Linked DNA regions of Homo sapiens: region 2 is linked to region 1. Evidence: read pairs that join two places in POLR2A ChIA-PET (ENCODE). Cell type or tissue: Panc1. All regions are shown on one strand. Each heading gives the region's core, and the rest is flanking DNA. Links, peaks and the distances in the headings are about the cores only. Region 1 overlaps ANKUB1 (ankyrin repeat and ubiquitin domain containing 1). Region 2 overlaps WWTR1 (WW domain containing transcription regulator 1).

Region 1 (10,856 bases), core at 998-8,997:
AATTGAATGATTAAAGACTTGAATTGACTGACTAGGCAAGATACACATATGGGGTGAGATCTGTATTGGACAGGGTGCTAGAATTGACATTAATATTTACAGTGAGTTAAAAGGTAATCCTTAGCACATCTAAAGAGATAAGAAAGTGTATCGGAATTAGATGTTTAAGGTACACAACTCTCTGATTAGAGCTCAGATCCCATCCATTACTTATGAGGTATTATTTGATGCAAATTTTACAGTTAGAAATATAGATTTACAAGCGACTTTTCCCTTTACTCAATATAATGAGAAGTAAAGAAAAAACAAGGCTAGATTGTTCTACTTGCTTTTCTGTACTGGTCTTTAGCTCAGCTCAACTTTATTTCAGTTAGGTTGTTGCCACCTTGTGGTGAGAGTAATTTGGGCTGTAAAACTCAAAATTCAATATCCAACAGAGTGAGGTTGACAATAGAGGAAGACACTTAATAGCTTAATAGTCTCAATCTTTGTAATTTGTGAGATATCTCTGACTAGAATGTATAAAAAGAGATCACCAAAAATTCTAGAAATATACTAGGAAAATTATTAATTGAAAAAACTACATAGTCCCTCTTAAAATAAGGCTGTAAACAAGAAAGGAAATATTGATTTGTTTTATCAACAGATACATGCTAAAAATGAGTTTATTTTTCAAACATTCAGTAAGTGTTTACTATAGCCCAGTGCTGTGCCCAGCAGAATGGAAATGTGCATGAAAAAGCATCTGTTTTTAAGGTGTGTGTGTGTGTGTGTGTGCATGTGTGTGTGTGTGGTTTTAGATAAGAAAAGCTGACAGTGTCTGTTGTTGTATACAGTGCTTTCTTGGGGAGGAAATGAGTTATGAAATATATAGTAAAATCCATAAGGACCACTAATCTCACATATATGGCTTGTTGAATTTTTATGTTTTCATACAAGCACTACTCAGATCAGATGCAAACTATTTCCAGCACCCCCCAAAATTTCCTTCATGCCCCTTGCCAGTCATGATCCTTCCCGGATGTAACTATTATTCTCATCTCTATCACCGAAGATTACTTTAGCCTGTTCTTGAACTTCATATAAAGGGCACATATGGCATATACCTTTGATATTTTGCTTTTTTTGTTCAACACATTGCCTATAAGATTCATCAGTGTTTTTGCATGTATTGATTGTTCTTATTTCTATGTAGCATTCCATTTGTATGCAGTATTCCATATCCTAATTTATTTATCTATTTTCCTACTGATGGACATTTAAATTGTTTCTAATTTAGGGGCTACTTTGAATAAAAATGCATGATTGTTCTTGCATATGAGTTTTGGTGGACATCTGCGTTCACTTCTCTTGACTCTATACCAAGGAATAGAATTGCCGGGTCATAGGATAAATTTATGTTTAGCTTTAGTAAACATTTCAAAACACTTTTTAAAAGAGACTACCAGTGTGCTTTTTTTTTTGTAGCTACATTTCATAAGGATTGGAATTATTAATGAGTGGCAATTTCAAGGTCAAGAAAGAAATTTCTAGAGAAAACATTTTGTTAAAGTGTTATTCTGTGAAGGAAAGAGAGAGAGGAAAGAAGGAAAGAAAATAAGGAAGGAAGGAAAGAGAGAAAGAGAGGAAGAAAGAAGGAAGGAAGGAAAGAAAAAGAAAGAAAGAAGGAAGGAAAGAAAGAAAGAGAGAGGAAGGGAGGAAGGGAGGAGAGGAGGGAGGGAGGGAGGAAGGAAGGGAGGGAGGGAGGGAGGGAGGGAAGGAAGGAAGGGAAAGGAAGGAAGGGATTAATGCAGAAGGGAGACCCATAGGGGGAGTGGTGGTCAGTCTGACCGCACATTTACTCTGGCAGTGTTACTCCTAGCAAATCCTCTTTCCATTTCTCTTTTCTCAATATTTTTCTCTTTCCTGTATTCACACCCTCCACTTCCCATCCATTTCTGCCCCCTTTCCACTGAATCTTTCCCAGGATCTGTTCCACCTTCCTTTGTTGGTGGGCTGTGGAAGGGAAGGAGAGATCTACAATCTCATGACCCTGCAGTCTTCTTGATCGAGTTCAAGTTCCCCATAGAAGTCACAAAAGCACTTACATCTACCTGAAGTAGACAGTCAAGGCAGGCAGTCAGGTGGTCTGAGCACCCCTCTAAATGACCAGTGCAGCTCTTGTACCACAAAGACACAAACATGAGGAATGGATGGACGCTATCTTGATGGCTACATGCACCATCACCAAGCTAGTGTCATAGCCAGGAAATGGGGAAGAACCTAATGTAATCCTTCATGATGCTGACCCAGGGATCAGGTGGGTAAAGTGACCATCAGATGTTCCTGTTTTACAGAAAGGGGAGTCTCCCAAAGCAGACAAGTCATCTGGCATCATGTGAAAGTACTTGTTGGACCACATGTCATTCAGGAACTCCTACCTTTAGATTCATAAAACTAAACCTCTCAGGGTTGACTCCAAGATGGCATTATGCAGTTAACACAGATCAAGCGCTAATGTGGGTTTGGGTTGGTGAGTAAATGTGGCTGGTGTAGACAGTCACTGAGGCCAGAAGGTCACATAGAGTCTCATTCCTCAGCCTAGACGTCAGTAGGCTTTACACAGGTCAAAGAATATCTGTAAGGTGTGTCTAGAAAATAGCTTTCCTTATTGCTCATTGTCCAATTCCAGAGAGGTTTATGTGACCTGGGAGTCCAGTTAAGTAAAGATTCAAATGTAAGGGATTGATCCAGAAGGCTGAGAGTTTGAGTGGACTGAGAATAGATGATAATCTCAAATGTTATGAGCTTTGCTGGGCTCTTGTACTCTGGATACAAGTACAGCTCTTTGTTTTTATTCTTTATTTAAAAAGGCATATCTTGTATGTTTTAATCACCTTTTGTATCTCCAGCACATAGAATAGTGCTTGCCATAGAGTAAGTGCTCAATACGCATCTTTTTCTTAAGGTAAACAGTTTTTGAATGAATGCAGAAAAGCCAGGTTTCAAATGCCAGGGAGAGAATCAGGATAGGCTCTGAGCCTAGGAAGAGCAAGGATATGCATCAGAACAGGAGAGGACTTCAAACTAAGTCTGGTGGGATACAGGGAAAGGCTGAAAGTGCCTGAATGATTTCTTTAAGACTTAACACCTAATTTTATGGGCTGCATGGATGGGTTAACTCAGTTTAGAGGGCACAGAAAGACACAGCCATTGAGGTAAAGCAAGAAGTTAATCTAGAACAAAGAAGTTGAATCAGGCAGACATAGACCTGGTTCAAATGTTGGAAACACTATGGTACTTTTATACAGGGTTACTCCTAATAGATTGAGTGAAAGCCTTTTAGAAATACCAGACTTTGCCAGACAACATGGGCAGAGGTGAGGTAAAGGATCCAGGCAGAGCTAGTAACATGGTCAAAGGCACTTTTGTGAAAGAGCAAGCAAGAAATTGAATTTTCAGGAAGGTACGTGGATTTGCAAAAGTCATCCTAGGCAATAAGGAAGAACTGGCTGGAGATAAGACTGGCAAAGTAGACTGCATCTACACTAAGAAGCATCTTGTGTGACCAAGTGAAGAGTTTGCTTCTTATTCCCCCTTCCATGGGGTAGGAGGTAGGTGGGAAGCTCATAGAAGTTCTTTTTCATGAAGTAAGTTCCATAATCAGTTTTTGTTTGTTTTTGAAGACAAATCTGATAGAGATGTATGGAAGACTCGTTGGAAAGATGTGGAAAGACTATAGTAAAGGTAGGAAGCTGCAAAAAGAGAAATAAGAGAAAATAAAGACCTGGACTAGAACAACAGTAGTTAGGGAAAAGAGAAAAGGCCAAATACAAGAGATATTTCTGGGGAATAATCCACAAAATTTGGTCACTGACTGGGTGTGGAAATAGAGAAAGAAGGAATTTAGTTTCGTTTCTAGCTTTGGAGATGGTGAGGATAGCAAAATCGAAGTGTTAGAACAAGGAAACAGAAGTGGGACAAGTTTAGGAAGAAGATAAAGATATGTTAAATTAGAAGTGTCTATGGGATGAATATTTTTATTTGTTAATTGGAGATATGCCACTTTTGAGAAAGGTCAAGGAGTCATGGATAAAAGAATTTAAACAGTGAGTAAATGAGGACTCCTAGGATGAGGGTGTAGAAAGAGAGGAGGACCAAAGATAGAATCTTGGAGGACCCCAACATTTAAGGTGATGTAAAACACCTCTGTATTAAATCACATTTGCATCCTACAAAGAGTAATCGTATTCAAATTTGCAAGTCTTTATTAGTATATAGCCAGAGAATAACTATCATAAAACATTAAGTTCCTTTGCATTTTAGTTAAAGACTATCAAAATACCTAATATCTTTTCAATTAAAAAATCCTCATGTGTGTTCGTAGGGGTAGAAAGTGGAGAAAAGAGGAGGCCAGGGAATATGTGATGTATAGGAATATCTAGAGAGGAGAGAGAAAAAGTTTCAACCCAGAGAATTCTACATGATATTGAGTGGCTTTCTGTTTCTAGTTGTGGATTCTAAGTTTTTAGTATTGCCTTGAGAAAATATCATTCCCACTGCATCACAGGGAACTTGTTTTAGAAAGATTACTGTTTCTATTTCACATCTACCTATGTGACAAGACAAACTAGCCCTAGCTACAAAATCAACCTGAAGATTTCCATCCTTTTTCAGCTATGTATGCAGACAAGATCAGACCTCCTTACAAATTATATCTTGTTTTCTTGCAGTGCCTTTAAAGAGAAACGATGGCTTCAGCAGTTAGAAATAGCAAGAGTCCTGGCCAAAAAGAGCATTTCTAACTTGACTACCCGAGGAGGTCTGACAGCGTGTGAAAACTCTCTAGAAACTGTGCTTTGAAAAGTCATGACAACTTCAGTTTGGACAAAGACCTGATCAAACAGAATGTCCAGTTCTAATGTTAACATTTCTAATAACAGTTCTAATGTTATCATCTCTAGTAACAGTTATAATGCCACATAACTTTTAATAGGATATTTAACACCATGTTTTCTCAGACTTCATCACACTAAGTGAAACTTTAGTGCTATTTTTGCATAAAGAATATGAGGAAGAATTCAGAAGAAACTTAGAATAGTAGTTGTCCACAGGGTAGGGGAGCTGAGACAATGGAAAACAAGGAAGTGGGAATTTTTACAGTTCCTTTGTTTGTTTTTCTTTTTTTTTCCTAAAAAAATGTGTTTTGGTTTTTTAAGCCATATGAATGTAGAACATATTTAAAAATAAATAAAATTTTTAAATTATATTTAAGGAAAGTTCTTAAGAAAGTTAACAAATACCATCCAGGTCTAAAGCTGATCTCAGACATCTTTTGAACTGCTAAAACATTGTTTCCAATTAATTTTTTAAATTGAGTTAAAATTTACATGCAGTGAATTGCATGAATCTTAAATGTAAGATTCAATGGGTTTGAAAAATATCCCAGTCAAAACATAGAACATTTTTGTTACCCCAGGAAGTTGCTTCAAGCTCCTAAGTCAATCCCAACTTCTTTAGGTAACTGCTATTCTGATTTCTAGCTCCGTAGATGAGATTTTCAAATCACTGGTATCATGCAGTTGTTCACTTTTGTGTCTGGGTTATTTTGCTCAACCTAATGTTTTAAGAATCATTTGCATTACTGCACATATCAGTAGTACATTCCTTTTTTTCTTTTTTTCTTTTTTTTTTTTTTTTTTTTTGAGACAGAGTGTTACTCTGTCATCCAGGCTGGAGTGCAGCAACACGATCTCAGCTCACTGTAACCTCCACCTCCCAGGTTTAAGCAATTCTCTGGCCTCAGCCTCCTGAGTAGGTGGGATTACAAGGGTGTGTCCCCACACCCTGAGTAGCTGGGATTACAAGCATATGTCACCACACCCAACTAATTTTTGTATTTTTAGTAGAGACAGGGTTTCACCATGTTGGCCAGGCTGGTCTCGAACTCCTGACCTCAACTGATCCACCTCCCTTGGCCTCCCAAAGTGCTGGAATTACAGGCATGAGCCACCATACCCAGCCATACATTCCTTTTTATTACTAAATAGTATTCGATTATATGGTTGCACCATAATGCATGGTGTATGGACTGTATGGATGTTTGGGTTGCCTCCAGTTTTGACATATTATGAAAAAAGCTCTATGAACATTATTGTAAAAAGTATTTTTCTGGACATGCTTTCATTTCTTTTGGGTAAGTATCTAGGAGTAGAATTGTTGGATAATAGGGTGAATGTACATTTAACATTATGAGAAACTACCTAAGAGTTCTCCAAAGTGGCTTTATGATTTTTAACACTTTGACTAGCAATGTACAAGAGTTCTGGTGGCTTCACACACTTGGTGTCATCAGTGTTTTTTACCTTTAAGTCATTCTAGGGGGTTTGAAATGGCCTATCATTGTGGTTTAATTTGCATTTTCCTGATGACTATAATGCTGGATGCCTTTTCATGTGTTTATTGGCCATTTGTGTATCTTTTGTGAAGTATCAATGCAAATTTCTGCCTATTTAAAAAATTGGGTTATCTTTTAATTATTGGCTTGTTGGAGTTTTTGTATTTATGATACAAGTTCTTCATCAGATATATATAGATATAGATATATGGTGCATATTTTTCCCAGTCTGTGGGATCACCTTTTCATTTTATTAATAATGTTTTTTGACAAACAAAAATGTTTTAACTTTGATGAAGTAGAAGTTATCATTTTTTTCTTTTATGGTTCATGCTTTTTATTTCCTCTGTAAGAACTCTGCCTGGCCTGATGTGGTAGCTTATGCCTGTAATCCCAGCACTTTGGAAGCCTGAGGTGAGCGGATCACTTGAGGTCGGGAGTTTGATACCAGCCTGCCAACATGATGAAAACCTGTCTCTACTAAAAATACAAAAATTAGCCAGGCATGGTGGCGCATGCCTGTAATCCCAGCTTCTCAGGAGGCTGAGGCAGGAGAACCGCTTGGAACCAGGAGGCAGAGGTTGCAGTGACCCAAGATAGTGCCCCTACACTCCAGCCTGGGCAACAGAGTGAGACTCTTATCTTAAAAAAAAGAACTCTGCCTACTCAAATGTAATGAAGATATTCTCTTATATTTTCTTCTAGAAGTTCAATAATTTTATGTTAGGTTTATAATCTATCTCAAATTTGTGTGAATGATGTGTGGTAAGGGTTGGGATTAATTTTTGAAAAGACTTTCCTTTTCCTCACTGAATTACCTTAGCATCTCTGCTGAAAATCTCTGCTGAATCTCTGCTTAGCATCTCTGCTGAAAATCAATTGGCAATATAGGTACAGATCTATTTCCAGACTTTCTATTTTGTTCCATTGATTTATTTACTTGTCCTTATACTAATACTACACTGTCTTAATTACTATGTCTTAATTAGCCTTGAAATCAGGTAATATGTATCCTCCAACTTTGTTATTGTTTTTCAAGTTTGTTTTGGCTATTTTTAGTCCTTTGCATTTCCATATAAAATTTAAAATAAACTTGTCATTCTCTATTTTAAAAGCCTGTTGGGTTAGCCCAAGACTTGAGCCAATTCTCATACCTGGACACTCTTGTCCTTCAGTACATGGATGATTTACTTTTAGCCACCCATTCAGAAACCTTGTGCCATCAAGCCACCCAAGCACTCTTAAATTTCCTCGCTACCTGTGGCTACAAGATTTCCAAACCAAAGGCTCAGCTCTGCTCACAGCAGGTTAAATACTTAGGGCTAAAATTATCCAAAGGTACCAGGGCCCTCAGTGAGGAACATATCCAGCCTATACTGGCTTATCCTCATCCCAAAACCCTAAAGCAACTAAGAGGGTTCCTTGGCATAACAGGTTTCTGCCGAATATGGATTCCCAGGTATGGCGAAATAGCCAGACCGTTATATACACTAATTAAGGAAACTCAGAAAGCCAATACCCGTTTGGTAAGATGGACACCTGAAGCAGAAGTGGCTTTCCAGGCACTAAAGAAGGCCCTAACCCAATCCCCAATGTTAAGCTTGCCAACGGGGCAAGACTTTTCTTTATATGTCACAGAAAAAACAGGAATAGCTCTAGGAGTCCTTACACAGGTACGAGGGACAAGCCTGCAACCTGTGGCATACCTGAGTAAGGAAATTGATGCACTGGCAAAGGGTTGGCCTCATTGTTTACTGGTAGTGGTGGCAGTAGCAGTCTTAGCATCTGAAGCAGTTAAAATAATACAGGGAAGAGATCTTACTGTGTGGACATCTCATGATGTGAACAGCATACTCACTGCTAAAGGAGACTTGTGGCTGTCAGACAACTGTTTGCTTAAATATCGGGCTCTATTACTTGAAAGGCCAGTGCTGCGACTGCACACTTGTGCAACTCTTAACCCAGCCACATTTCTTCCAGACAATGAAGAAAAGATAGAATATAACTGTCAACAAGTAATTGCTCAAACCTATGCCGCTCAAGGGGACCTTTTAGAGGTTCCCTTGGCAGATCCCGACCTCAACTTGTATACTGATGGAAGTTCCTTTGTAGAAAAAGGACTTTGAAAAGTGGGGTATGCAGTGGTCAGTGATAATGGAATACTTGAAAGTAATCCCCTCACTCCGGGAACTAGTGCTCAGCTGGCAGAACTAATAGCCCTCACTCGGGCACTAGAATTAGGAGAAGAAAAAAGGGTAAATATATATACAGACACTTAAGACTAGGGGCTTGCCTAGTCCTCCATGCCCATGCAGCAATATGGAGAGAAAGGGAATTCCTAACTTCTGAGGCAACACCTATCAAACATCAGGAAGCCATTAAGAGATTATCATTGGCTGTACAGAAACCTAAAGAGGTGACAGTCTTACACTGCCAGGGTCATCAGAAAGAAAAGGAAAGGGAAACAGAATGGAACCACCAAGCGGATATTGAAGCCAAAAGAGCTGCAAGGCAGGACCCTCCATTAAAAATGCTTATAGAAGGACCCCTAGTATGGGGTAATACCCTCCAGGAAACCAAGCCCCAGTACTCAGCAGGAGAAATAGAATGGGGAACCTCAAGAGCACATAGTTTCCTCCCCTCAGGATGGCTAGCCACCGAAGAAGGGAAAATACTTTAGCCTGCAGCTAGCCAACGGAAATTACTTAAAACCCTTCACCAAACCTTTCACTTAGGCATTGATAGCACCCATCAGATGGCCAAATCATTATTTATGGGACCAGGCCTTTTCAAAACTATCAAGCAGATAGTCAGGGCCTGTGAAGTGTGCCAAAGAAATAATCCCGTGCACTGCAGTCCACACATTTCAATCCCTGTATCTTTAACCTCCTTGTTAAGTTTGTCTCTTCCAGAATTGAAGCTGTAAAGCTACAAATAGTTCTTCAAATGGAGCCCCAGATGCAGTCCATGACTAAAATCTACCGCAGACCCCTGGACTGGCCTGCTAGCCTGTGCTCCAATGTTAATGACATCAAAGGCAACCCTCCCAAGGAAATCTCAACTGCACAACCCCTACTATGCCCCAATTCAGCAGGAAGCAGTTAGAGCGGTCGTTGGCCAACCTCCCCAACAGCACTTGAGTTTTCCTGTTGAGAGGGGGGACTAAGAGACAGGACTAGCTGGATTTCCTAGGCCAACTACGAATCCCTAAGCCTAGCTGGGAAGGTGACCACTTCCACCTTTAAACACGGGGCTTGCAACTTAGCTCACACCTGACCAGTCAGATAGTAAAGAGAGCTCACTAAAATACTAATTAGGCAAAAACAGGAGGTAAAGAAATAGCCAATCATCTATTGCCTAAGAGCACAACGGGAGGGACAATGATCAGGATATAAACCCAGACATTCGAGCTGGCAATGGCTACCCTCTTTGGGTCCCCTCCCTTTGTATGGGAGCTCTGTTTTCACTCTACTAAATCTTGCAACTGCTAAAAAAAAAAACAAAAAACAAAAAACAAAAACAAAAAAAAACCCTGTTGGGATTCTTCTGATAGGGCACAACTGACATTTTAATAATATTAAATCTTATAATCCATGACGTATATTTCTGTATCGGTGGTATACATTTCCATTTATTCAAGTCTTAATTCCTCTCAGCAAAGTTTTGTAAATTTTAGTGTATAGGTCTTGCAAATCGTCTGTTAAAGTTTTTTTCTAAATATTTTATATTTTAGAGGCAATTTACTAAGATGATTATAAGATAGATTTTGGTAAAATAGTCAGAGGCGCCTAAAATCTAAGGCTCATTCTAAAAAATGCCTTTGAGTTCCCAATTAGATATTGCTGGGTTGGGGCACAAAGGTTAATACAAACACACACACATGCACGTGCAGACACTCACACACGCATTCACACACATAGATGATTCTACAGGGATGTTGTAAGGCAGCATGTGTATAGGTATTAGTTCACTATAGAGAAAACAAGAGATGATAGTGACTGGCAGGAGGCACAGCAGAAATTCTGGGGTGTTGTAACATTCTATTTCTTGTTCTGGAGTAATAGGTGTGTTTAATTTGAGAAGATTCAACAATGAGTATTTAAAAAATCTGTACCCTTTTCTGTTTGCATTTATAATACATTTTTTTAATGAATTAAAATAATTTTTTAAAATGTCAGGAGCTAATTCATGCATTTGGTGCCAGCTTTAGAGTCATGAGAAGGTGGCTGGTGTGAGTGAGGCTTGTCACCACGTTATTGTCCTCTTGACAGTATAGTGAATTGAGCTGTAATTCCTTGCAGGGGGTGATAATATTTTATGTGTCATTGAAACACAGCTAAGGAAATATCCTGTGCAAGGATTCTGGGCTAGAATACCTAAGAAGGAGAAAATAAATGGGAAAATATAAGAGAAAAGAAAGACGTATGAGCTGGAGGGGGATAGAAAGATGCAGAGAGAATGTGAGGGGATGATTGATATG
Region 2 (10,856 bases), core at 1,775-9,774, 120 kb after region 1:
GACGGGGTTTCTCCCTGTTGATCAGGCTGGTCTTGAACTCCCAACCTCAGGTGATCTGCCTGCCTCGGCCTCCCAAAGTGCTGGGATTACAGGTGTGAGCCACCACGCCCGGCCACATTCGTACATTTTAACATAAAATCCAACCATAAGGCTATATTGTAGAAAAGCTTGAAGGAAAGAAGGCAGGAATGGAGAAAGGATCAGCTACCTAAAAGTTGAGCTGTAGCCAAGGGTATGTTTAAAACATCTCTTTTTTACCTAGGCTTTTAAAAAAGTTTAGCTATCTTATCTATCATCTAAGAAAAGTTAACCTTGAGTTATTGATCTTGCATGTCTGCATTTGAAGTATGAAGATGACAGGGGCTGTGCTTTGGGCCTTGGAAAGCTGTGTTCTCAAGCAAAGGTCCAAGAGCTGTAATCCGTATGGTACACAGTGGAAACATTGTTCTTTGTATTTGTCTGTTGCTAACTTTTTAATAAACTATTAAGTAGTTGGTGATTATTAACAGTAGGAGCAGAATGTAGGGTCATTATGGACAATTTGGAGTGTCAACATTAAAGAAATGATTTTAAAGGTTAGATCCCAATTGTTGAGACTTTGCCTGAAACTTTGGCAGGTAAGTAGAGTGAGGGATGGACCAGCACAACCTTTTGTAATTATTAGCCGTAGTGAAGTGAGTCAAGTTTTGCCACAGTGCTTTTTGTTTAACCTAACAATTGGCCGGCCCTAGTTAATTGTTGAAAACCATTAAAGGACTCAAATTTCCCAGTTGCACATGCATTGGAATGTCCAGCTTACCTCATGTGTGTGAATAAAGGGCCAGTGGTGTGGCTAATTAAAGTGCATTGTCCTTTAAGCAAAGCGTCAGTAACAAATTAAGTTTTAAGAGTTCTCGAAAGGCCCTTCTGAGGACTGGTAAACATCTTGGTGGCTGGTACATATCGTATGGAGTCTAGGTGTGAAAGCTGCTGAAAACAAGCATTATAAACTTCCAAGTAAGTGTGGAGGTGTAAACTGATGCCATAGAGTTGCTTCAGCTGAAGCGAAAGATCATATTTACTGACACTTATTACAAATGGGTTTTTAAAACAATGTCTGTTTTGTACAGTGACAGTAAAGTCTGCCAAGAGTAAAACAAAAAGTTATATTGTGGAACAAGATAAAAGGACCCTGCATAATAAATAATATCGAATGCCTTAAAATATGAGGTTTCATTTCCAAAATATAAATATGAGCTCCTAAATGAATGTTTAAATAATTTGGTTTTTCTTTGATTTGCCAGTGACTTGATACGTAAAATAATTTTGGCTCTGAATATGTCCAGATCTAGGCCATCACAATAAAGAATACATCTGTATAGTAAATACAAAATAAAGCAACCACAAATGACATCATGTTTTAGTGATAGCTTAGGAATTGTTTTTTTTATTATGATAGACCAAAAGTAGTTTATTGGCTATAAATAATATATTTATTATCTGCCAGTTTCTAAGAGTAGCATGATATCTCTGATCCAAACTGTATTGATTCTGGTCGGGCTCGGTGGCTCATGCCTGTAATACCAGCACTTTGGGAGGCCGAGGTGGGTGGATTACTTGAGGCCAGGAGTTTGAGACCAGCCTGGCCAACATGGTGAAACCCTGTCTCTACTAAAAATACAAAAATTAGCTGGGTGTGGTGGCACATGCTTGTTATCCCAGCTACTCAGGAGGCTGAGGCAGGAGATTCACTAGAACCAGGGAGGCAGAGGTTGCAGTGAGCCAAGATTGGGGCACTGCATTTCAGCTTTGGGGGCAGAGCGAAACTCTGTTTCAAAAAAACAAAAACAAAACCAATCTATATTGGTTCTAACCTTTATCTATAGACAAAAGCATTGGTTTATGAAAACCATCAGAGATGCAAGCCATAGAAACTTTCAAAAAGTTCTTTAAGATGCAACTGTCTGGATCTGATAAATAGTTTCAATTGTTTTGCTCTTGATCTGGATGGGTTTTGAGCAGAGGAGATTGGGTGAAATTAAAGGTTTCTTAAAATTGTTGACACTGGTAGAGAGGCATTTATCTGAATACAGTGGGGAAGACCAGAGATGTTGCTTAAAGAGATTTTGTAAGAAAAGTAGGCACAATTCTTGTGAAAAGTGGGCTACGTGAATAAGGGCAATCCAAGAAATCATGTTAGTGCCCCTGTGTAGTTGTATGACTTCTGTACTTTTTCTTTCTTTCTTTCTTTCTTTCTTTCTTTTTTTTTTTTTTTTTTTTGAGACGGAGTCTCGCTGTGTAGCCCAGGCTGGAGTGCAGTGGCACAATCTCGGCTCACTGCAAGCTCCACCTCCCAGGTTCACAACGTTCTCTTGCCTCAGCCTCCCAAGTAGCTGGGACTACAAGTGCCCACCACCACGCCTGGGTATTTTTTTGTATTTTTTAGTAGAGATGGGATTTCACCGTGTTAGCCAGGATGGTCTCGATCTCCTGACCTCGTGATCCACCCACCTCGGCCTCCCAAAGTGCTGGGATTACAGGCGTGAGCCACTGCACCCAGCCAACTTCTGTACTTTTTCAAAGGTGAACTTTTGGGGAGGTGATTTCTTGAGAAGTGGGGAAGATAATGGGATAAGTTGTAAAAGTGCCCAGAAATATGAGTTTATAAGAGACCTTGAGAGCTACATACTAATGTAGCTGTCCATTAGTATGAAAGAAGACCAGACATGTTGTCCAAGCTGTCTATAGGAAAATAGAAGAGGTAACTTTAGGTTGTCGTGGCTCACACTTATAATCCCAGAACTTTGGGAGGCTGAGGCAGGAGAATGGCTTGAGGCCAGGAGTTTGAGACCGGCCTGAGCAACAGAGCAAGACCCCATCTCTATAAAAAAGTTTTAAAAATTAACAGAATGTGGTGGTGCACACTGCTATAGTCCCAGCTACTTGGGAGGCTGAGGCAAGGGGGATCACTTCAGCCTATGAATTCAGGGTTGCAGTGAACTATGATTGCACCACCGTACTCTGGCCTGGGCAACAGAAAGAGACCCTGTATATATATATTTTTTTCCAAGATAATTTTAGTCTTAGTCTACTCTGAATAACAAAGAAGAATGATTTATTCATTTAGAGGCATTTTAAGAGCAGTCTTTGTAGACCATTGCTAGATCTTTTTGGAATGGGCTGCCTTGAAAGCAGAGAGAATGTAACCATGTGTCTTTAAGTGGCATTGTTTAGTGGTTCTTCACGGCAGCCCAAAGAGAAAGTATCTGGCATCAGATTTGCTGGATGTGCAGAGATGCCAGTATCTCTCGTTTGAGCTAGCCTCTGCGGTGTTTTTGCTCTCAAACCTGGTGGTAGAGTGACGGCTTTGATTTGCTTCCTGCCTGAAGCCTGCTTTGGATGAATTTAAAAACCTGTTTGTTTCCCCATCGGCCGGCTGAGCCTTACCCATAATTCCTGAACTTTGATTATGGGGGTTATTACAGGACAAGAGCTTCTTTGTAAAAGAGCATGTTTAATACTCTGGGGTCTAGCGTGACTAGCGGATATAAATTGTATGGAAGCAATTAAATGCGAAGGAAATGTCATGTGGGCTGAATTTAAACATAACTTGCGGCATTGATTTTTTTTTTTTAACTTACACTAAGAAGGATGGAGAGAGAAAAAAGAAAGAGAATGGAAACAGGCCAAGCGAGTCAGAGAAGCACACGCAGAGACAAGAGAAAAGGAGTCATTTTTAACATTTGGTTAAAAGTCCAAAGCCCAGAGCTAGCATTATGTGAATTATACTAGTATTATGCCATTGCCCTTTAAATGAACTCTTTAAAAACACAAATGTCAGGGAAGTATACTGTACTTGGGGCTTGTATCTCTTTCCAGTTGCTCCTCTTTATCTTAAGGCATATATGTACATACAGCAGTGATTTTTTTTGGAATATGTTAATAAACAGGCCTGAAGGAAGCTCCGTAAACGATTAAAGTGCTTCTTTCCCTAGTTTTCTCTCCTTTTATGCTCACGGCCACTGCATGCCTCTTTTCTTTTCTTTTCTTTCTTTTTTTGACAAAGTTTCGCTCTTGTTGCCCAGGCTGGAGTGCAATGGTGCAATCTTGGCTTCCTGCAACCTCTGCCTCCTGGGTTCAAGTCATTCTCCTGCCTCAGCCTCCCAAGTAGCTGTGATTACAGGCATACAGCACCACGCCTGGCTAATTTTTTTGTATTTAGTAGAGACGGGGTTTCACCATATTGGTCAGGCTGGTCTTGAACTCCTGACCTCAGGTGATCCACCACCTCAGCCTCCCAAAGTGCTGGGATTACAGGCGTGAGCCACCGTGCCTGGTTGCCACTGCATATGTCATACAGAGTAGCTCATCTTTGCACTTTTGATTAGGAGTAGTGTGTCATTTCTCACTTGCCTAGAATGTCCTACATCCCTATGCTTGGTCTATTAAGACTTAGCCAGCCCCATCTCCTGTCTAATGCCTTATTACACCAACCAACTAGAAGGGATCTCCTCCTACTCCAGATCCCCATAGTAATTTGATCTATTGGGGTAATTTGCCACTTAATCTTTTCTACTGTCCATCAGAGTGTCGTGTAAGGTTTGTTTGTAAATGAATGGGTTTATTTCATTTCTCCAACTTGCCAATTCTTAGAATATGGAACTGGTGTTGTATTGTCCTTCATGCCTAGCACATATTGGTACTAGGGAATATTTATTGAGATTAATGTTAATACTGAATATGGGCCGGGCACGGTGGCTCATGCTGATAATCCCAGCACTTTGGGAGGCCGAGGTGGGTGGATTACCTGAGGTTAGGAGTTCAAGACCAGCCTGGCCAACATGGTGAAACCCCGTCTCTACTAAAAATACAAAAAAAAAATTAGCTGGGCATGGTGGCACACCCCTGTAATCCCAGCTACTGGGGAGGCTGAGGCAGGAGAATTGCTTCAGCCTGGGAGGTAGAGGTTGCAGTGAGTCGAGATCATGCCACTGCACTCCAGCCTGGCCAACAGAGCGAGACTCTGTCTCAAAAAAAAAAAAACATACTCAATATGCTGTTAAAATAATCAAAATGTGACTGGGTGGTCACAGGCAGAAATTGATGCTTTTAGATTAGATGTAATAATATAGCAAGTTTGATGTGAAATTGAGTTTAGAAATAATAGACAACCTTTGATTATTTGCTGTGATAGAGAGTACTTGTCCTTTATTTTTATTCTATATGCTATGAACTCATAGTGACAAGAACCAAATCTTACCTGCCTTGCATAATACTTCTCTCTTTTTTTTTTTTTTTTTTTTTTTTCACTTGAGACAGTCTTGCTCTGTCGCCCAGGCTGGAGTGCAGTGGCATGATCCCAGCTCACTGCAACCTCTGCCCCCTGGGTTCAAGTGATTCTGCCTCAGCCTCCCGAGTAGCTGGGGTTACAGGCACCTGCCACCACACCCAGCTAATTTTTTGTGCATAATACTTCTCTAATGCCTGGCCCAAAGCATGGCATGCATAGTAGGGATTCATTTAACTTTTGCTGAAAGAAATATAAATGATTTTTTTCTTTTAAATTTCTACATTATTTAGATTTTCTGGTGACTCTTTCCTATGCAATAAGCCAATACATATTTATGGAGCACATACTGTGTGCCACATACTGGTACTGTGCTTAGCATAAAGGATACATATAATGTATATTTTACTTTAGAATATATTCTATTCTTTGTATTTAATTCTTAGCCCGACTATAAATTCTAAAAAATCAGTTTTTCAAGCAAAAACAATGAAGATCCAAGAAAGGAAAATTTCCTGGTATTAATTCAATATATTCATCTATTCCCAGATTATTTCCACATTCCACTTGATGGTGGAAATTTACTACCCCCTCCTTGCCTTTCAAATGATCCTAAGATCGTAACCTTTCCCAATGGAGCTGAAGAGGTAGAGTAGGCTGTTTGGGTTTCAAAGGACTTTTCAGGACACAAAGTAAATAGGGGAATTGGAGATATCAACAAAACTAATTAAGTGGATTGACTGTGTCAGTAGTGAGTACAGAGATGTCAGAAAAGCTAGTTGTAGCAAGTATTTAAACACAGCCTCAAGTTCATTTTCAGTGGTGTTGCCATCATCCACAAACTTCAAAGAAAGTTTAGCCAGATTAATCCAGGAAAATTCATTCTCCTGGGAACATCACATTCTAAATTACTTATTCATTGTTAATATCTTCATTTAAAATTTTGACTTGAACTTTTTTATTCTTTACTTGTCCTTTAAGATCACACAGACCCAAGATTTGATAAGGTTATCATCTTTTCAGATCTCAGAAAAGTGGGAAAATGAATTCCCTTTTGACCAGAATAAAGGGAAGAAGAATTTAAAATTATAAACCAGGTTTACTTTACTCATAGATGGTCATATATTCAACATTGCCTTTTTTTTATTTTAAAAAACTGCCCAAGTCATAAATAAATGCATTCTTGCTTTAAGAAATTCAGCTAAAGCAATAGACTTTCTTGACCCTCTATCCCCAATCCTGCTCATCTCCCCAGAAGGAGAGCCCATTTCTCAGTTCAGGGACTGTCCTTCAGACTTATGCATGTAGAAACCAATGATTCAAGTTTTTCTTCTTCTCCTTCTTCCTTCTTCCTCCTTTCTCCTTCCTCCTCCTCCCTCTTCCGCTTCCTCTTCTCCTCCTACTCTTCCTCTTCGTCCTCCTTCCTCTTCTTCTTCTCCTTCTCTTTCTCCTTCTCCTTCTCCTTCTCCTCCTTCTTCTTCTTCTTCTCCTTCTATATATTGTACCTTAACTTCGTTTTTACCCACCACTTTAAAGTATTTTGTTCTATGACAGCAGCTAGAGATCTTAATACGTTACTCCATTTCATGGCTATACACAGTTTATTTACCCGTTTTCCTAGTAATGGGACTGTAATGTTACTTAAACCTCATCTCAAAGACCTAATATAAATTAAATTCTAGCTTCATTTGAATCTTTCATCACTTTGAAGGGAGATTTTTAGTAATTATCAAAAGATATGAGATCAAACAAGTCCAATTACTAAAAATACAATGCATTTGTATGATAATTTAAACTTCTTTTAAATATGGAGACCCAGAGCACTGTATCCCCAGCACTCCTGTGAGCTAGCCAGGAGAAGAGGAACATTGTCACAACCACATGAAGAAGAGGGTAGAGCAGGGCCCCCTTCTGCTGATTTCTGATTATACAGGGCTCTTTGGTCAAGATCACAGAATGTGTTTCTCCCTCCCATGCAAGAAAGGCAGGGATTCCTCCTCTCCTCTTTAGTCTTCCATCCCTGCTCAGAGCTTTTTGGCTAGCATTGTCAATTCAAGGTTTGGCCTCAGAGTCTTTGATTTAAGTTGTGAGGGGACAGACATGGTGAGGATATACCGTGGCCGGGTCTGGAGGGTGAGCTACTGAGAATCAGGGCAGGGAAGAGGCTCAGTGGTTGCTGGTGCTGAGGTAGTGTCTGGAAAGCACATCCGTGTGAAAGGGCGAATGCCAGCTGAGCATGGCCTTGGGTCACTGGCTGCCTTGCAAACAGGAGCTCCACAGGAGAGGTGGACTTGCACAACAGCAGCCTGACAGATCCAGGGTCTTTCACTTGCTTCTTTGGGATCCTCACCAAGCATGTCATTCAACCATTTATTGTGCATGGACCTTGGTAGGGAATAGGCATTGCTCTGTTTTCTGATTTATTTCTCCTTGAAAGCCCATTCTCAAGGGCAGGGAACATGTTTTATTCTTCCCAGAACCTTAGGATAAATAAACGGGAAAAAATGAGTGAAAAAGGAAACTTTGGTGGGAGATAATGAGGCTTTTCCTTACTGCTCTTATCTTTAGAAGCTGGGTCACAGACATCTTAATATGCATTTACGTGTATTTATTTAACAAACGTGTACCTAGCACTTACTTTGTGCCAGGCATTGTTCTCACACTGTTCACATTTAATTATGCCAAGAACTCTGACAGAAACACTATTTTTATCCCCACTTTGCTCAGAAAACTGATGTACAGGGCATTTAAGGAACTTGACCAAAGCCGCACACTAGTAAGGACTTAAACTTGGGCAGTCTGGGCCCAGAGCCACCCTGGCTCTCCTTTTCCCTCTCACCGGTCTTGACATGGTTGGGTCTTCATTATTTTTCCCTTTCTGGACCTCTCATCTTTCCTTCCTCTTTCTCCATTCCTGTTGCCTCCACCCTACTGTGTGATGTGATCATTTATTTGTAGACTGCAGCACACTAGCCTCTGACTTCAGTCCTTTGCACACCACAGCCAGGCTAATCTTCCTTCATGATGGCTCTCATCACCCTTTTCCTGCTACAGAACTCTTCTTGGTGTCCTGTCCTGTCAGGGCTGATCTCCTGCCTGGTTCCTAAACCTCTAGAATCTGACAGTGTGACCCTGCTCATCGAGCCTCACTTCCCTTGCAACCCATTTGCTGCCACCCACAGCTCCTGGCAGTGCTTGTACCCCTTCCCTGGAGCACCCTCACTCACCTCTTCCCTGACCCTCCATCAGTTCATTCTGCCATGGATTTCCTTCTAGGTCTCACCTCCTGCCTGACTACACAGCTCTTAGTGTCCGCTCCACCCCTGAACCCAGTCTACAGGCTGTTGGATTTCATTGTTCCTGGCTTCAAAAAGCCTGATTAGGTTTAAACTCTTTGGGGGTCTACCATTATACCTAGCACTGAGCTGGGTCCCAAAGGACATTGTTGAGTACTGGGATTAGTAGGTAGGACGCTTGCCTAATATTGGACTTTTTACTTGGTTTCCTCACCCTTAAATGAAGAACTTAAAGGAGATAATGGCCAAGTTTCCTTTTAATTTGCTTAACCAATTACACTTGCATATATATTTTATTTTTTAGAGACAAGTTCTCACTTGTCACCCAGAGTGTAATGCATTGGCACAATCATAGCTCACTATAACCTCAAACTCGTGGGCTCAAGAGATCCTCCCACCTCAGCCTCCTAAGTAGCTAGGACTACAGGTGTGCGTCACCATGCCTGGCTGGCTTATTTTATTTTTGTAGCGATGGGGTCTTCCTATGTTGCCCAGGCTGTCCTTGAACTCTTGGCCTCAAGCCATGGTCCCACCTCAGCCTCCCAAAGTGCTGGGATTACAGACGTGAGCCACTGTGCCTGGCCATACTTATTTTTTAACAGCTTCATTGATATATAATTTACACAGCACATAATTCACTCATTTTAAGTGTGTAATTCAATAGTTTTTAATAGATTCAGGTATGTACAACCATCATCACAGTCAGGTTTAGAACATTTTCATCACCAAAAAGAGAAGCCCCAACTAACTAGATAGCTATTAGCCATGCCCCTCTCCTCCACATTCTCATCTTCACCAGTCTTAAGAAATTACTAATCCACTTTATGTCTCTGTAGCTTTGTTTATTCTGGAAATTGTATGTAAATTGAATCATATGATATGTAGTCTTTTATGAGTGGCTTATTGCACTTGGCATAATGTTTTCAAGGCTCCTCTATGTTGTAGCATACATCAGAACTTCATCCTTTTTATGGCTTAATAGTATTGCATTGTATGGATATACCACATTTTGTTTATCCATTCATTTGTTGGTGGACTTTTGGGTTGTCTCCACCTTTTTGAAAATTACATCCATTTTTGAGTGGAAAATGATCTTCCTTTAGTGGCTTCTACAGTTGCCAACAGCAGTTTCCCTCTACTGCTTTAAAGGTAGGGATCTGGGCTTAATGGCTTTGTTTGCGTTGTGTGGATGGACAGGTTGGATGCTTGGTCATCAATGTCAGAGAGCAGTCATAGAGAGTACTCATGAGCTTTGTAATCAGACGTACTGGTTTGAATCATGGATCTGCCACATAATGAGCTTACATAACTTCAGGAAGCACGTTTCCTCGTTGGTAAAGTGGGAACTACCTTGCCTGTTTCCTTAGAGTCAGAGCTATGCTAGAAACTACGTGGCCTTGGGGCAACTCAACCAATGCAGAGGGACCTCAAGGCTATAAAAATAAATAAGTAAATAAATTTTAAAAAGTAAAAATTATTTTTTAAAAAGTACTCTCACGCCCGTAATCCCAGTACTTTGCGAGGCTGAATCCAGGCAGATCGCTTGAACCCAGGAGTTTGAGACCAACCTGGGCAACATAGTGAGACTCTGTCTCTACAAAACATGCAAAAAATTAGCTGTGGATAGTGGTGGGCGCCTGTAGTCCCAGCTACTCAGGGGAGCTAAGGTGGGAGGATCACTTGAGCCTGGGAAGTTGAGGCTGCAGTGAGCCGCTGTACTCCAGCTTGGGTGACAGAGTGAGATCCTGTCTCTAAATGAATAAATAAATAAAGTGCTTAAAGTTCTCAATTTTATTAAGGTATCATGCCTCACAGCTCTTCCCTACCAAGCATGGAGCCCAGGATCACCACCCTAGTTGCAGTACCCAGAGTGGACCTACTTAATTTTGTTGGGATAATTCATGTCTCCCTTCGTGTGTGTTAATGGCCTCTCTTGATCTTGGATCTGGATTTGTGCTCCAGTCACTACCCCATCAGGTCATTTGACAAGAATGGCTATAGGGAGTGAAATGTTTTTCCCTCTCTGAGAAGATACAGCGGGAGTGTAATTTCATTCTTTGTGGGATAGGCAAGGAGGATGCATTGCTGTTTTTTGGTAAGCTTTACCTGAAAGTAGTTATGCCAGAGGGTAGGTGGTGATTCTGAGCTTGCTTATGGTTATTGAATATCCATTGGCACTTATATTTGGGGTTTGTACGTGAAGACTGAAAATGCCTTTTTTAGTAACTGGCTGAAGGAGAGATGAAATGTTAATTTGATCCAAACTTTGCTTGGAGAGTGGTGTTTCAGAACTG

Evidence for each region. Peaks named below come from ENCODE experiments on the same cell type or tissue, not always from the same donor. Only the 100,000 strongest peaks of a DNase experiment are listed, where the experiment ranks them.
Region 2: POLR2A ChIA-PET joins it to region 1 with 16 read pairs; 2 of 35 experiments call an interaction of 5 or more read pairs at or near these places.

The regions. Positions count from the first base shown.
Region 1 is chr3:149,755,470-149,766,325 of GRCh38, reverse strand. It overlaps ANKUB1 (ankyrin repeat and ubiquitin domain containing 1), which reads left to right. Exons shown (of 6, transcript NM_001144960.3): 6 at 4,713-5,226. The coding sequence ends at 4,842. Among named protein-coding and RNA genes, the nearest start is that of COMMD2, 8.4 kb to the right of the region's middle. In Panc1, for the core only: no CTCF peak of the experiment used is centred there; no DNase peak of the experiment used is centred there; H3K27me3 peaks cover 298 bases.
Region 2 is chr3:149,631,397-149,642,252 of GRCh38, reverse strand. The region is part of intron 2 of WWTR1 (WW domain containing transcription regulator 1); the gene reads left to right. Among named protein-coding and RNA genes, the nearest start is that of WWTR1-IT1, 15 kb to the left of the region's middle. In Panc1, for the core only: no CTCF peak of the experiment used is centred there; no DNase peak of the experiment used is centred there; H3K4me3 peaks cover 1,052 bases; H3K27ac peaks cover 5,559 bases.